Linked DNA regions of Homo sapiens: region 1 is linked to region 2. Evidence: read pairs that join two places in POLR2A ChIA-PET (ENCODE). Cell type or tissue: PC-9. All regions are shown on one strand. Links, peaks and the distances in the headings refer to the core of each region. The heading gives the core; the rest is flanking DNA.

Region 1 (2,902 bases), core at 208-2,707, 95 kb after region 2:
ATACAAAAATTAGCCGGGCGTGGTGGCACATTCCTGCAATCCCAGCTACTCAGGAGGCTAAGGCAGAAGAATTGCTTGAACCCAGGAGAGGTGGAGGCTGCAGTGAGCTGAGATCACACCACTGCACTCCACCCTGACTCTATCTCAAAAAAAAAAAAAAAAAAAAAAAAGGCCAGGCACAGTTGCTCACGCCTGTAATCCCAGCACTTTGGGAGGCCAAGGCAGGTGGATCACCTGAGGTCAGGAGTTTGAGACTAGCCTGGCCAACATAGTGAAACCCCATCTCTACTGAAAATACAAAAATTAGCCGGGCGTGGTGGCATGCGCCTGTAGTCCCAGCTACTTGGGAGGCTGAGGCAGGAGAATCGCTTAAACCCAGGGGGCAGAGGTTGCAGTGAGCCAAGATAGCACCACTGCACTCCAGCCTGGGCAACAGAGCAAGACTTTGTCTCAAAAAAAAAAAAAAGAAAAGAAAAGAAAAAAGAAAGAAAGGAGTGCCCAAAATAAGTGACTGTGGGAGAGGAGGAACAGGTTTTTCAAGGGTGGGTGTGGTGGGGTAGGGAGAGGATCCGAGAAGATATTGAGTCAGGTTGGAGATAGCTGTGGAATATTTCTGGTTGGAAGGATTGGGAAGGTGCAGGTGTGAGTTTGAAATAGTGGTCTGAGCTCAGGAGGAAGCTGAGAACTAGAGATCTAGATCTGGGATCGCTGAAATGTGGATGCTATTCTGAAGTCATAGAAATGAAGGTATAAAGTGAGAACAGGGTAAACCCAGCACTTTGGGAGGTTGAGGCAGGATTGCTTGAATCCAGGAGTTCGAGACTAGCCTGGGCAACAAAGTGAGACCTCATTTCTCCAAAAAAAAAAAAAAAAAAAGCCAGGCACGATGGTGTTTGCCTGTAGTCCCAGCTACTTGGGAGGCTGAGATGGGAGGATTTCTGGAGCCTAGGAGATTGAGGCTGCAGTGAGCCGTGATTGTGCCACTGCACTTCGGCCTAGGCAACACAGTGAGACTCTGTCTCGAAGGAAGGAAGGAAGGAAGGAAGGAAGGAAGGAAGGAAGGAAGGAAGGAAGGAAGGAAGGAAGGAAAGGAGGGAGGGAGGGGAGGGGAGGGGAGGAAAAGAAAAGAAAAGAAAAAAAAGAAAGACAAAGTTTAAGTTCTGAACTTCCAATAGCATGAATAAAAACAAAAAAAGAACTCTGGAATACTCCTAAATGTATGAGACAGGAAGTGAAAACAGGCTGAGGAAGGTGAGAATTATCAGGATAAAAGAGGCCAAGGATGGAGAGAATTTCAAGAGACTGGCCAAACAAGCATGTGAGTCACAAGCAGCAGACGCATCCCAGGCTCATGACTCCCTAAGAGACCATTAAGATCTAAGAGTGAGGACATGCCTGGGGGTGCAGGGGTAAGAGTGGACACAGGAGTACAGGGATGACAGCAAGCAGGAGCGACTTTTGGTTCTTGGCACTACTTCACCCAAAAATACTCTGTTTTCTGGCCGGGCGTGGTGGCTCACACCTGTAATCCTAGCATTCCGGGAGACCGAGGTGGGTGGATCACCTGAGATCAGGAGTTTGAGACCAGCCTGACCAACGTGGTTGAAACCCCACCTCTACGAAAAATACAAAAATTAGCCAGGCATGCTAGTGCACGCCTGTAATCCCAGCTACTCGGGAGTGTGACTCTGTCTCAAAAAATAAATGAATAACCCTGTTTTCCCATCTGCCAGGCTTTCTGCTTTCAGTCCAAGCCCTCTGTGCCACAGGTCTCTGCCCTTCCTCCTGAGAGCCCTCCCAGCTCCTTTGGACACTGCCCTGATCCCACTTGTGATGTGCTGTCACTCTCAGTGAGCATTTATTTTCTTTCTTTTTTTTTTTTTTTTGAGATGGAGTCTCGCTCTGTCATGCAGGCTGGGGGGCAGTGGTGCAATCTCGGCTCGCTGCAACCTCCGCCTCCCGGGTTCAAGCGATTCTCCTGCCTCAGCCTCCCGAGTAGCTGGAACTACAGGTGCCCGCCATCACGCCTGGCTAATTTTTGCATTTTTAGTAGAGATGGGGTTTCACCATATTGGCCAGGCTGGTCTCGAACTCCTGACCTTGTGATCCGCCCGCCTTGGCCTCCCAAAGTGCTGGGATTACAGGCGTGAGCCACTGCGCCCCAGCCTCAGTGAGTATTTCTTAGCTCTCCTGCCAGAAGCCATTGATCACATACTGTGCTCATTTACCATGGTCTCCTGCACAGGCCTGCAGAGCAGCATGACCTCAGTGATGTGCACTAACGTGAACATCTCAAAGCAGCACTTGCTGGATGGGTCACAGTTTGCAAATGTGCACAGCACTCTTCTCTGAATGAACAGCAAGTACCCCTTGTTTGTCCTGGTTAAATATTACCATTTCTCTGAAATTAAGATTATCTTACCCCAAGTGTTTCCAAAGAAGACTTAACGGAAGAGTCAAAGTTCACCTATCTCTCTACCCAAGTTTTAACACCCAGCCTGGCTCCAGGTGCCAACCATAAAGGCAGGAATCCTATCTGGGCAGCTGTCTGTAGTCACAGTGAAGCTGTAAGAACCCTGCCATTTTCAAATTTCTTGAGACAATGCTCTGTTACACAGGAAAGTTCTACCAGGTCCATCTGGTTATTCCAAGAATTCCCAAAGTTATGGTCAAGCTGGGGCCAACCCTCTCTGGGAAGGTCCCACTGTCTGCACAGGGAAATTCAAGTAACTTTGTTCACACCCAAATCACGTTTCTGCCACCACTTCTTCCTTCCACAGGAGAGAAATATTTCAAATCCTTGGGAAGCAGCCACAACACTGAGATTATCTTTTAACTGCAAGGAGGCAATGTGTGAAAGTGATATTGTGTGACTTGGCAACTTACAAACACTGAAAGGTTT
Region 2 (2,902 bases), core at 183-2,682:
ATTCAAAGGGATTAAATTCCAGGATCTTGGAGATGGCTGCAGTCCAGCTGCCCCCTTGCTTCTGCTTTCACTTGAGAATCAGCCGAAGTTCCCCGAGCACCTGCTCCATGCCAGGTCCCTCCTGGCACTTTGTCCCACTTAGTCCTTAAAGCTCGCTGTGATAGCGATGTGCTAATGCCCACTGGGCAGATGGGGACAGAGGCGCAGGAGGTCACTTGCCCAGGATGACACCTCTAGTCATTTGCGGAGTTGGATCTGGCCTCAAGCTTGCTGGTGGCTCTTGGAGCCCATGCAGAAGTGACTGGGGCAACACATGACACTCCAACTTGGCATTCCCCTCAAAGGGCCTGGACCAAGCCAAAAGCTGCGGAGAAGGCTCAGGGCAGACTGTGAAGTCAGGAGTTTGACCCCAGCCTGCTATGTCATGCTCCTCCTTCCTGGCCCTGCCTCCACCTGTGCCCTATCTCTGCCTCCCACCTCAAGGTCCAGGACTGTTGCAACCAGACCCTCCTACCCCAACCATGTCCAGCAGGAGATGGTCCCTGCACCAGAAGCTTCTGAAGGTCTACATGGAGGGCTGGCAGGCAGAAGGCAAACATCTCCCCCAACTTGCAGCCCTTCACTGCCGAGCAAACCTAGGACCTGGGGCCTGGGGTCTCTGCAGCTGCCATCTGGTGACCTCCTCATGGGGCAGGAAAAAGAGTTCAGGCTCTGGGGTGGTTCTGTAAATCACCCTCTGTGGGTCTCCCTTGCCCTACAGTTAAGATCTAGATGCTACTGTTTTCCTTGAAGGAAGATGATCAAATGAGAGCAAATGTGCAAACACCCAGCACACAGTAGGTGTTCAACAAAGTGTGCCTTCCTACCTGTCCTCACTTTGCTCTTATTACTCAGGAAAATCTGAGGATGTCAGCAACACTGAGGCCAATCCAGGATCCCCAGGGGCCAGCGTGGTGGTGGCCTTCAAATCAGGGAGCAGCCCACGGTAGGGGGCCCTGTGGGGTCCCAGCAGCCATATGCTGATCTGGCTCACCCACCCCCCAGCACCTCCTCTAGAAAAGTTATTCCACAGCCAAATGGGGCCCCTTCCAGCTCCCTGCCCTCATCCACCCAGGACCTGCCCTGTGATGCTCGCAATCGGGAACAGTCAGCTCTGGCTCCAGCCCTAGGTAAGCCTGGGACATGGTCCTCCCAGGAGCCAAACGGCTCATCTTTCCCAGAGCAGACATGCGCCTGCTCTCCAGGCGTGCCTCTGAGCCTGCCCGACAGGGCAGTGTGACCTTGCCTGCCTCTCTGTCGCTCTCTCATTCCTTCCCCTTGAGCTCTGTGTTGTGGCCACCAGGAGGCGCTGTTCCCCCTCAGACCCGAGTAGACCAACAGCCCAGCGCCACCAGAGACCAGACTGGATTCTAGATTTTCTCTTTTTTTTTGAGATGGAGTCTCGCTCTGTCGCCCAGGCTGGAGTGCAGTGGCATAATCTCCGCTCACTGCAACCTCCACCTCCTGGGTTCAAGCGATTTTCCTGCCTCAGTCTCTGAGTAGCTGGGACTACAGGCGTGCACTATCACGCCTGGCTAATTTTTTGTATTTTTAGTAGAGACAGGGTTTCACCACGTTGGCCAGGCTGGTCTTAAACTCCTGAGCTCAAGTGATCCGCCCACCTCGGCCTCCCAAAGTGCTGGGATTACAGGCGTGAGCCACCAAGCCAGGCCTGAATTCTAGATTCTGAAAGAGGCAGGAGGCGAGTAATCACCCAGAGTGCAAGGGAAGACAATGGCCTTTGTCTAATTGCTGTGAATCTGGCACTTCAAACGCAAGACCTGACCTCATCTTCCCACCCGCCATGATGGGGGTGGGGTCAGGGGGCACCAGTCAGGCTTCTAAGTCACAAACAACAGAGACTGACCTCCAGCTAACATTAGCAGAAAATAAATGCCCCGCTCACAAAGACAGAGAACCAAGCTGGGAATAGGGCAGTCACCCAGGGAAAGTAAGGGCTCCAGTGCGGCTGGAACAGGGCACTGCCAGCAAACATCATCTCCCTGGGCCCCAGTCACACATCCTGGCCCTAGCCGGCCTGACTCATCCCAAGCTTTGGTCCTGTCTCCCCAACATCTATCCTCACTCATTCAGCAAAGCGGGGGGTGGAGGTGGGTGTCAGCACCCGCGCCAGGCCCCACGCAAGGGGCTGGCTCCCAGCAGCCCACCTGGTGGGCCTCCTCAGTGAGCTGCCAAACACACTGCTGGCTGGTCACTTGGTGGAGACAGGCATTGAGAGCTGGCTACACCACCAGCTGCAGAGGACTTGGAGTCGCTGAGGGCTGCAGGCTGCAGGAGGCAACCTGGCTGCGGGGTGAGGGTGGGAATCTTTAGGGGATAAGAACTGGCCCCAGGCTGGGCGCGGTGGCTCACTCCTGTAATCCCAACACTTTGGGAGGCCAACACAGACAGATCATGAGGTCAAGAGATCGAGACGATCCCGGCCAACATGGTGAAACCCCGTCTCTACTAAAAATACAAAAATTAGCTGGGCGTGGTGGCATGCACCTGTAGTCCCAGCTACTCGGGAGGATGAGGTAGGAGGATTGCTTGAGCCCAGGAGGCAGAGGTTGCAGTGAGCTGATATCGCACCACTGTACTCCAGCCTGGGTGACAGAGCAAGACCCTGTCTCAGAAAAAAAAAAAAAGGATCGGCCCTGGGTTCGGTGGCTCACACCGTAATCCCAGCACTTTGGGAGGGCGAGGCAGGTGGATCACTTGAGGTCAGGATTTCTCAAGACCAGCCCGGCCAACATGGTGAAACCCCATCTCTACTGAAAATACAAAAATTAGCCAGGCATAGTGGCACACGCCTGTAGTCCCAGCTACTCAGGAGGCTAAGGCAGGAGAATCACTTGAACCT

The links. ChIA-PET counts read pairs that join two places held together with the same protein. Peaks named below come from ENCODE experiments on the same cell type or tissue, not always from the same donor. Only the 100,000 strongest peaks of a DNase experiment are listed, where the experiment ranks them.
Region 1: POLR2A ChIA-PET joins it to region 2 with 20 read pairs; 16 of 35 experiments call an interaction of 5 or more read pairs at or near these places.

Annotation. Positions count from the first base shown.
Region 1 is chr15:74,864,929-74,867,830 of GRCh38, forward strand. All of the region lies in intron 1 of SCAMP2 (secretory carrier membrane protein 2), which reads right to left. Among named protein-coding and RNA genes, the nearest start is that of SCAMP2, 7.0 kb to the right of the region's middle. RefSeq lists an enhancer at 632-1,563. In PC-9, for the core only: no CTCF peak of the experiment used is centred there; a DNase peak (open chromatin) is centred at 1,333; H3K27ac peaks cover 1,084 bases.
Region 2 is chr15:74,769,903-74,772,804 of GRCh38, forward strand. No RefSeq gene overlaps it. Among named protein-coding and RNA genes, the nearest start is that of CSK, 11 kb to the right of the region's middle. RefSeq lists enhancers at 1,374-2,089, 2,090-2,803. In PC-9, for the core only: a CTCF peak has its summit at 1,338 (motif pointing right); a DNase peak (open chromatin) is centred at 1,319.